Linked DNA regions of Homo sapiens: region 2 is linked to region 1. Evidence: chromatin contacts called from ENCODE Hi-C or POLR2A ChIA-PET data. All regions are on one chromosome and are shown on one strand. The core of a region is the stretch at or near the end of the contact, and the rest is flanking DNA. Distances in the headings are between cores, read along the strand shown. Region 1 holds the start of ABLIM3 (actin binding LIM protein family member 3). Region 2 overlaps ABLIM3 (actin binding LIM protein family member 3).

Region 1 (5,303 bases), core at 2,633-5,132:
AAAATGTAGTACATTTATACCATGGAATACTATGCATCCATAAAAAAGGACAAAATCATGTCCTTTGCAGCAACATAGATGCAACTGTAAGGCATTATCCTAAGCAAATTAATTCAGGAACATAAAACCAAATACTGCATATTCTCACTTATAAGTGGGAGCTAAACATTAAGTACTCATGGACATAAAGATGGCAAAAATAGACACTGGGCACTACTAGAGGGGGAAGGGAGGGAGGAGAGCAAGAGTTGAAAAACTAACTATTGGGTACTATGCTCAGTACCTGGGTCATGGAATCAAGTGTATCTCAAAGCTCAGCATCATGCAATATACCCATGTAACAAAACCTGCACATGTACCTTCTGAATCTAAAATAAAAGTTGAAATTTAAAAAAATACAGTATTTGCAGAATTTGAAACCTGCCTACACTGAGGGCTGACTCTTTGTATAAGCAGGTTCCACAGGGCTGACTGCAGGACTTAGTATGCACAGTTTTACCAATCCCCATGTGTACAAAGGGATGATTGTAATCTCATGCTTTGCCTCTATTTCAGTGTTGACATTTGAATCATTGATTAGGAGTTGTACTCAGTGTCAAATGTGTTACACATCCAAGTACCTTTCATAACCCAACAATTAACTGCATGACTTGAAGAAGCCACTGAGCATTAACTACAACGTTTCTGAACACAGCTTCAAATTTTCACCCATAAAATGAGTAAAAACACCCATCTCACAGGTTGGGTGGGACAGTCTGGTGAGCTCAATCAGGGGAGTGCTTAGCATGGTGGCTGGTGGAGAATAAGGACTAAATAAATAGAAGTGAAAGAAAAACTAAGCAAGAGTTTCTATTAGGGACAATATCAGGCATGAGGATCAAGTTAAGAATTTCACATCTCAAAGGGGAGCTTTTTTGCTTAGTCAGGTGACCCAAGGACCTCCTGCCAATGCCCTATCCATATCACCCTATGGCTCTGTTACTCCTTTTCTTGTGAGGTCTGATGTCTACTCTCTGCATTTGCAGACTCGTGGGTTTGGGAGGTACCTCCATGATGATGGAGTTAAGCCCTCAAAGCTCTGTGCTTGCTGTGTCCCCCAGGTGTCTGTTTAGAGAAGCACTTCCTCCTGGGGGGAACCCGGAGGGCTTCCAAGGCTGCTGAGCCATTCTCCTCTGTTCATTTTCCATTACTGCAAAATTCACACACTCTCCCTGCTTATAAAAAGTAGTGGCATTTTTGCCAGTCCTCATATTCTGCAGTATCCAACTCTATTGATTCTTTTTTCTTTTCTTTCTTTCTTTTTCTTAAAAGAAGGATAGTCTGTTTCCTTCTTTCAGGAATACTCAGTGTTACTAATAGGACAAGAGTTCCTTAGCATTCCAGAGAGAGAAAAGGGCAGAGTCAGTTGCCTGTTTCTTTTCTTAGTTCCTTGAAAAATAGATGAGCCATCTTTCTTTTCTGTCACTTAGTGGGAAAGGACTCTCATAAATACATTTTTTTTTCCTAGAGATAGTGAGAAGTGACAGGCAACTCACATCTTTATTTGCCTGAAAACATGCAAATGCAAACATGTGACCCACTAGCTGATAGAGGCTACAGGATTTTCCTCTTTTCCTGAGCCTGGTATGAAGCCAAAACACCATTCCAGCCTGTCAAAATCAAAAGGCAAAATTCTTTGGCTGTAAGAGGCAGAGGGAGTCCAGCCACACTCGCTAGCTTAGCATAGATATGCAATACACAAAGGAAGACAGCAGAGAGATGAATCATACAAATACGTAGTAAATAAATATATTTTATTTTCATCTCAGTAGCTTTTGCTTTTTTTTTTCTCTTCCATGCTAGGAGGTGGGGGTGGGGTGGGGTGTGTGAGGAAATAGTAGGTTTTGGCTGGATACAGCTTCAATAAGGTCTTGATAGTTCTGGCCTTGTTGCTCAGCTCTAGCTTTTTAAGAAAAAAAGTGTAGATTCTTAGATTAGAAGGCTTTCTTTTATTATTATTATTATTATTTTTTGAGACAGAGTCTCACTCTGTCGCCCAGGCTGGAGTGCAGTGGTGTGATCTCGGCTCACTGCAACCTCTGCCTCCCAGGTTCAAGCAATTCTCCTGCCTCAGCCTCTTGAGTAGCTGGGATTACAGGCCCACACCACCACACCTGGCTAATTTTTGTGTTTTTAGTAGAGACGGGGTTTCATCATGTTGGTCAGGCTGGTCTCGAACTCCTGACCTCGTGATCCACCTGCCTCTGCCTCCCAAAGTGCTGGGATTACAGGCATGGAACACGGTGCCTGGCCGATTAGAAGGCTTTCTAATTCAACCCCTCTCATCATACAGATGAGCAGTCTGAGATGCAGAGAGGGGACTGATAACAAAGTCATAGACCCAGGGAAGTGACTGTTCATAGGGGTTCTCTGGTTCAACAGCCCTATGCGATGCTGGAATAACCTAGACAGGCCAAGCTGACAAGAGGGCAGGAGAGTGAGTCTGGAACCAAGATATGCCCTCCCAGGTCACAGCGCTACATTGAAGAGAAACAGACTGTGCCTTCTTGAATTTCGGACTGCATTCTCAGTAGCTGAGGCCCTACCTGGCAGCAAAATATCTGGTCCTGGCTCTGCAAGCAGTTGTTGCCTCTGGCATGTTAGAGCCCTTGGCCAAAGGGCTGTTCCTGTCTTCTTGTTCTCAAGGATAGCTAACCAGCCTGCAGGTACATAGAGAAACCAGCCCTGGGCCCACCGGGCTGCAGGCACTCGGGAGCTGGATCTTTCACAATCTCCAGACCCAAAGGTGGCTTGGCGATTATTTGTTTATCAAACTGCGGCTTCCCAGCCCACTGCCTGCCCACACCCACCTACCCTCCCGCCTGCCCACAGGCCAGCCTCCCTGCTCTTCCCACCTCTGGGACAGGCAGGGCCCTCCATGGTTTTCCAGATGTGTGCAGGGAGTTCTCCTCAGAGCCCCCACAGTCAGACAATGGCCACACACTGCTTCCTAGGCCTTCCCAGGCAGTGCTAGAAGGAGACGAGCAGCCTTCCCAGGAGAGGCGGCCGGCGCCGCTGATAAAATATTGGCAAAATTATCACGAAAAGCCAGAGTCATGAAGCTATCCCTCTGCCAAGGAGCACGGAAAGCACCAAAAAAGAGCCTGGGGGTCATGTGTCCAGAGATGCCAGGCTTCCTTCCTCTTTCCAGGCAGCCCGAGCGCAGGCTCCCTCACCTCCCGCCCCCACCCCTGTTCCCATGGCAAAGGAGAGGAGGATCCACTTACTGCTAGTGTTCATGGTGATGTCTTTGCACTGGGTCTTTCATTCAATACGGAGGCCCCGGCTGCTTTTTAAATCTTCCGTTCTTCGAACCTCACTCATCACCTGGGGGGTGAAAAGGCAGTCCAGTGCCAGCTCTGTATCCTCAGGTGCTCTCTCTCCCTCTGCTGTCCCCTCTCTGTCTGGGCTGTAGCCCCTGGCCTTGAAGGCGCGTGGACTAATAGGCGCAGGTGAGAGCAAGGAGAAGGAGGCGGCAGGACACCGGCGCCCCGGTCCTCCTGCTCCTCAGATTGGAATCCCGGGCAGAAGTGGGGTTGGCAGCGCCTGCTCGCGCGCACCCCGGACTATTCCTGCCCAGCGGCTCCGGAGCCCAAAGGGGGTGTGGACCACAGGGAGGCAGGGCGGGGGCAGCGCGTCCCCGCCCGGCTTCAAGGAGCAGCGACCCGCCCCGGAACCCACCTCTCGGCCAGTGTCGGGAGCCAGAGGCCCCTGCCCCGGCCCCTGCGACTGATTTCATGAATCCTGGTCCTCGTCTGGGGTCTCGAATTCCAGGGCTAGCAATGCGAAATAGGGGAGCTCGACATCCATGATGCGGGCTCGCGGGTTGGCAGCGCAGGGGGCGCGGCCGCTCGCTGCTGCCACCTGCTGGACGCACCGGCGCGTGTCCGAGGCCCCGCCCCGCCGGGCTTCTGCCTGGGCCCTAGGGTGTGATGGGAGATGGACGAGGCCTTGTGAGATGGACGAGGCCTTGTGTCCTGGGACCAACGAGGGAGTGCTTGAGCGCTTGTTTTCCCTCCCTCGATCCTGGGGTTCTAAGGGCTCGACAATGATAGGAAAAGAAACATCATTAGGAGGGGCCGTGAAGGAAAACCTGGCTTTGCAGGAAGACAGTTTCCACCCGGCTCTGCTCTGGCAAGCTTGGCGCAGTCTAGGCTCAAGCCGGTCACTACCGTCTCTGCCTCATCTTTCTCAACTATGAATATGGCGTCTGGACAAGTGGATAACACGTAAGGGGCTCTTCCAGCCTCCCAGCGTTTATGTCCCCTCTTCCCTCACAGATTCCCTTTATCCTCTATCGCTGATTCATCATTAGAATTGTTTATTACCTCTTTTCCCCACGAGAATGTTAGCTCCGTGAAAGAATGGGTCTGTCCGTAGGGTTCACCTACAGGCCCCCAATACCTAGCACAGGGCCCGGCATATAGTGGCTACCAATAAATATTTGTTGACAGAGCAACCCAGACATTTTCTGGGTTTAATATTACACAGCCCTAAGAGTAGACTGCCTAGGCGCCCCACCCTGAAACACTTCCCCGTCTGAGGAGAACAGCAGGTATGTGGCCTCACAGGTCCACCCTAGTTTTCATATGGTCAACTAACTCTTCCCCCAAGTTGTTGTTGTTTTTTTTTTTTTTTTTGTAATTATGTCTTATACGTGTGTATTGTAGAAGTTTATATTCCAAAGTGTTTTAGTCACAATTGATTCAGTGGGGTAGGGCTCTTTACATTCCTGTGACTACTTACTCTGTCACTTTCTGAACCTAATTCATGATCATAGAAGCATGACTTTTGAGTGCTGAAAAACAAGACTGTGAGGGCACATGATCCTTGTCTATAGCATGACTTCAATTAGAGCATGTGCAGACTCAAAAGGCTGTGAACACTCACAGCCCCAGCTTAGACAAGGAAACAGGGTGTCAGAGAGGCTGGGCAACGTGCCCTAAGACACACAGCATCTTGTGGCAGAATCGGACCAGATCTTCTCACTTCTAGCTTGATCCTGTGTGAGAGTGGCTCAGTGCACTAAAGTCTGGGATATCAGTGTGAGATTAGATAGCTGCCCTATTAAAATTGGGGAAAGACAAATACGATGTTTTTATACAATGCTTTTAGATAAATACAACGTTTCTACCTTACACAGGGAGGAAAAAAAGGATATGGCTCATGACCCCGAGAGGTGATCAGGATTAAAGAATCTTTGGATAAACCTAAGGATCAATAGATTTGAAACACATTTGATAGATTGTTAAGAATTTTGTCCA
Region 2 (5,198 bases), core at 1,254-3,753, 54 kb before region 1:
TCCAGGGAGGGTCTGTAAGCAGAAGGTCCTCGCTGGGGGAAAGGCTGGTGTCTCACTGTGTCATGAGTGGCCACAGAATGGTAGCATGTCAGACTTCACAGGCCTTTGGGGCCAGTATTCCTTAAAGAAGTGGCCACAGAATGGTAGCATGTCAGACTTCACAGGCCTTTGGGGCCAGTATTCCTTAAAGAATGGCCAGTAGGCCACTAGCATCAGTATCACCCCGAGAGCTTCTTATAATCCAGATGCCCGGGCCTGAATCAGACTCCATGGGACTGAGGCCTGGGCATCTGCATTTGAACAGCATTCCCTCACCCGGATAGGCTGATTCTGATGCACACTAAGAAGCACTGGTGGTGTACAATCCTCCCAATACATGAATGAAAAGTTTAATGCCATGTGGCTCACGCAAGGCCACACAGCTGGTGGAAATATGAATGTAATAAAAGAATCATTCAGTTAAACATTTCCTGGGTACTTCCTATGTGCATGATTCTGTGCCAGGTGAAGAGCAGTGTGAGGACCATATGCTCCAAATCCCAACCTGGAGACACCTTCGGATGGCAATGGGATGGATGATTTGAAGTCTAGAATCTGTGCTCACCATAGCCATAAGGAGTGGGGGGTGTCTATTCTCAGGCAGGAAGAATAAAACACAATCCCTGAATCTCAAAGAGCTAAAAATGCTGCAGAGAGAAGATCATATAGAAAAAATGTCCCATATCATCGGTGATGGTCCACGGAACCGGTGCAAGCAGTAAGGACTGTGAATGAGGTAGAAGAAGGAAGCCTTGTCAGTTGCAAGGGATCATGGGAGGCTTTTCAGAGGAGGTAGCATCTGAGTTGAACACTAAAGGAACAGAATGAATGAGCCAAAGCACAGAGGCAGGAAGGTGCAAGTGATATTTGTGTAAAGGCTAGAAGTAGGGGTGGTGTTTGTAGGAAGTGGTGGGAAGTAATGCAGGAAAAGATTGTGCAGACCAGTTGGAGGAAGGCCTGAATCCAGTTTAAGAAGATTAGGTTTTGTAGGATACTGAAGAGCCGTGGACGTTTTTTTCCCTAGTTTAGAAAAATTTAGAAAAATATCTCAAACATATACAAAAATGGGAGAAGATTGTAATAATTCTCCATCACTCAGCTGCAAAAATGATCAATTGCATCGATGGCTTTTGAACAGAGATGCAACAGGATTTTACAAGGCATTTCCTAGTCTTTTGGAATATTCTTTTGGATAATAGGGAGAAATAAATGTAGGACAAAACAGAAAAACAAGTAGATTTATAGGTGTTTCAACAATTGAATTATGTGAGATCCACCCCCACTGAAGGACTTAGAAATATGAGATTTACTTGTAAGGAGTTAAGTTGTGAAATCAACACATGATGGGCAGAGCAGAAAGATGCAAAATTTCTTCCAAGGCAATAAATGGCTCACAGGGCCACCAGAACTGTAGAAACCCACTGAATGTACCAATCAGCTAAAGCAAGGATGCACCAGCGAGGAAGGGGCCTGATTAGCAATCAGAGGAAGGCAACTGCGGTGCCCATTCAAATCCTGTCACCAGCTCCCCTGGTTCTGAGGCTGCTGTCTGATGGACTGACTTTCCACCTAGATTGCCTCTGAGAGGCCAGGTGCTGGCCAGGCCACCATGAAACAATCCAACTCAAGGTCACACCTCTCATCCACATTGATGAACAGGTATTCGGGCTTTCTACATCAGTTTTCTGAGGAGTTGGTTAGTACAAGTCAGCTTTCTCAAGGGTGATCAATGATGGGAAAACCAATAAGATAGTTAGCAAGACTGTAAGTCTGAAGAGTCAACCTGGAACTGAGTGAAAACACCCCAGCAAATACTATCTCACCTTTAACAGGGGAAGTTGTTTTGCAAAAGCAGCCAGGTTAAAAATAGGAGAGACTGCCAGGTGAATGCCAGAAATATTTCATAAATGTTTGTTCACCTTTGGGGACTGGAGGCTTAAGGGGTGAGGCTGAGTGAGGAGAAGGCAGCTTCAGAAGTCACTGCATGAGGGGAGGGAACAGCTCAGGACAGTGGGAGACACAGTGGTCTGATAGTCAGACCACCCAACCTCTGGTCTCATCACTGCCACTGAGTCTCTGGACAACAGTGAACTTTACCCTCACTTCTCTGGGGCCTCTGTTCACTTGTACGCAGAATGAAGAGGCTGAGCTTTTCTTTTAGAACTGACATGCTGTAAGTCTATGAGAAGAAAAGCTTCCTTTAGCGCTTACTATACGCCTAAACATTTTAAACTCAGTGTGGAGCATTGCTTGTGGCCCCCGACCCCACCCCTACGAAGAGGCAGGAGTGTGGTGGAGATGGTGGTGGTGGCAGAAGTCTGGGAAGGGTTCATCTTCCATCAGGCATTATGAAAATTCATCACATCAAACAATGTCTGGTCTCACGAGCAGGCAAACCAGAGCACAGGCTGTTCTGGGCCGTGCAGGTGGTGGAACAATTGACTTCATGGCTGCGGAATCAATTAGGTCATGGCCTACAACCTCATTGGAAACAGCTCCGGTTTTTTCCCTTTTTTTTTTCTCTCCTTTGTCTCCTTTGCCAACTCCACCCCCAGAGCCACCTCTCCCAGTGGAGAAATCCAGGCCACCATAGGAAAACTTGGAACAATCAGTCCTCCATTGCCCCCAAGGAGCTGAAGGAGGAAGCTTTTGGTAGAAAGGATGTAAAGGTTGATAAGCCTCTCAGGGGTTCCTGGAAATACAGTGGGGAGCACAGGGATGGAAGGCAAGCTGGACCAGCATGACAGATGGATCTGAGGCTGAGTGAAACGCAATATTGAACGTTAAAACTGCTTTGAGCAAATCCGGAATAAATGCTCAATGTAAATATAAGGCCCAGAAGGAGGACTTGCACACAGCCCCAGAATGCGTCAGTGAACAATGTGATGTTTTGTAGGTTATTGGACCTTTGTCTGTGGTCTTGTTCTAGCACTCAAGTGCTGGGAGATTTTGAAAAAGTTATCCCAGCTCTCTGGAGCTCATTTGTAAGATGAAGGGGCTGGGTGGTTAACTGAGGACACATCTAGAACAGAAAGTGCAAGACTCTGTCATACAGTTTTAGTGATTTTCAACTTTTTGAATGAGACTGGATTTTATGAAATTTCAAAATCCAAGAGTTAGAAGGGCCCCTGAGGGTGATCTAATTCATTATTCAGAACATTTCATTGTGAAATATATTATACATAGAGAAAATGTATAGAATATGTATGTATGGTTTAAAGAAGAATAATAAAATAACTCCCATGTACCCACTACCGAGTTTATGAAACAGAACATCACCAATTCCTTAGAAGCCTGTTCTCCTCTCCTTAAGAGCACCTCTGTCCCATACCGTCCCTAATTATGTGTTTATCATTCCCTTGCTTTACTTTATAGTCTTACCACCTGTGATGTATCCATAAACAATATTTTGTTTAGTTTGGCCACTTTTTGAACTTTATGTTGATGGAGTCATACTGCAATTGTCCCGTGCCTGCTTCATTCCCTGAGTATTGTGTGTTGAGATTCATCCACGTCGATGCACGTAACTGCAGTTCACTCATTTTCACTGCTGTGCTGTATTCCACTGCCTGAATACATCACAGTTGGTCTACTCCACTGCTGAAGGGCATTTGAGCTACTTGCAGTTTTTTGCTTTTATGGAAATGCTGTTCTAAACATTCTTGCATTTGTGAGGTAATGCCTCACTGTTTTCCAAAGAGCTTTTCCTATTTACCTTCCCACCAGCTGTTCCCACTGATATATATCATCAACAGTACTTAGTAATATCTGACATATTTGGTCAACATAGTGGATGTGAAATGATATCATTTATCATTTTGTGATTTTTAAATTTCATTTCCCTAATGGTTAATCAAATTGAGAATTTTTTTCAAATGTTAAAATACTTGCTAATGTTTTTTGCTCATTTTTTACATTTTAGACTTGTAGAAATTCTTAATATATTTTGGAAATCAATCCTTTTTCAGTCATTTATTACAAATATCTTCTGCAATTTGGGGCTTGCTTTTGCTCCCCTTTTCTTGTTTTTGGATGAACCAAAGTTCTCAGTTTTTACGTTGTTGAATTTGTGAATCTTTTCCTTTATGGATTGCCCTTTCTGTGTCATGTTTCAGAAATTATTCTCTACCCTGAAATCCTAAAAAGGTATCTCCTATATTGTCTTCTAAAAATTTTATTGAGCTGCCTTTCATAGTAAAGCAAATCCACCTGGAATTGACTTTAGGGAATGATATACAGTAGGGATCTGATTTTCTCCCACATGCATAATTAATCATCTCAGCATCATTTATTAAGCAGTCTAATCTTTCCCCACTGATCTGCAAAAAGCAAGTTTCCATATGTATGAAAGTTTGTGTTTGGTTCTATATTCAGTTCCATTGGTCTTTTTATCTGTCCTTAATCCAAGATCACATGGTCTTAATAGGTTTTAATAACAAATGATGATATCTGGTAGGACAGGCCCTCTTGCTTTGTTGTTCTTTAGGAATGCTTTGATTATTCCTGGCCTTTTGTCAAGAATATAATTTTAACTGATTTCTTAATTTCTATGGAAAACCTTATGGAATGTATTAGAATTGTTTTGACTATATAGTTCAACCAGAGTAGAACTGTCATCTTTTTGATATTTCTATCTTTCTATCAGAGAATTTAGCATATTAAAAAATTATTTAGGTATTTAATGTCTTTCTTATGATATTCTATAAATTTAACAATTTTATAATTTTTATCTTATACAACTTTATAAAATTTATTTCTAAATTAAACTTTTTTTCTTGTTCAGGTAAATGGCGTCTTGATTGTTAATGGTGAATACAAATGCAATTTTTTTCTATATTTATTCTGTATTTAGTAACCTTAATAAATTCTTATTGACTTTCTTTTTAGTATTATTATTTCAGAATGTATCTCTAAAATATTAGGACTCTTTAAAAAAGCCAACCACAATAATCTAAAAGCACTGAAAATAATGTCTATTAAGGCATTATCAAGTCAGTGTGTTCAAGTTTTCCAATTATCCCATCCTTTTTTTCTTTTCTTTTTTTGTTTTAGTGACCAGTTGTTTGAATAAAAATCTATCAAGGTTCATACATTGCATTTGTCTGATGTACCTCTTAAGTCCCTTAATTGCTAGTTATTTTTCCTTCTTATTTTCTCCT

Evidence for each region. Hi-C counts contacts between places; a loop is a spot of excess contacts on that map. ChIA-PET counts read pairs that join two places held with the same protein, here RNA polymerase II (POLR2A). Pooled maps may share reads with other maps.
Region 2: a loop to region 1 is called in a map of heart right ventricle, with 4 times the contacts of the local background. The contact joins the enhancer-like site here to the promoter of ABLIM3 in region 1. A Hi-C loop is called at or near these places in 16 of 168 maps with a recorded cell type or tissue (Caco-2, Calu3, HepG2 and 9 more) and 7 of 50 pooled maps. POLR2A ChIA-PET finds 5 or more read pairs at or near these places in 4 of 52 experiments (AG04450, MCF 10A, PC-3 and 1 more).

What each region holds. Positions count from the first base shown.
Region 1 is chr5:149,140,072-149,145,374 of GRCh38, reverse strand. ABLIM3 (actin binding LIM protein family member 3) reads right to left here and starts at 3,882. Exons shown (of 24, transcript NM_014945.5): 1 at 3,721-3,882; 2 at 3,267-3,366. The coding sequence starts at 3,279. LOC124901102 (a long non-coding RNA gene) reads right to left here and starts at 3,259. Exons shown (of 2, transcript XR_007058988.1): 1 at 2,586-3,259; 2 at 1,777-1,942. RefSeq lists enhancers at 2,460-2,959, 2,960-3,461 and a silencer at 3,767-4,016.
Region 2 is chr5:149,192,985-149,198,182 of GRCh38, reverse strand. All of the region lies in intron 3 of ABLIM3 (actin binding LIM protein family member 3), which reads right to left. Among named protein-coding and RNA genes, the nearest start is that of ABLIM3, 54 kb to the right of the region's middle. Within about 2 kb of position 2,503, at least 4 of the 41 ENCODE cell types and tissues checked have a DNase peak (open chromatin) inside an H3K27ac peak, as active enhancers do; they include gastrocnemius medialis and heart right ventricle, where a contact is called at or near this core.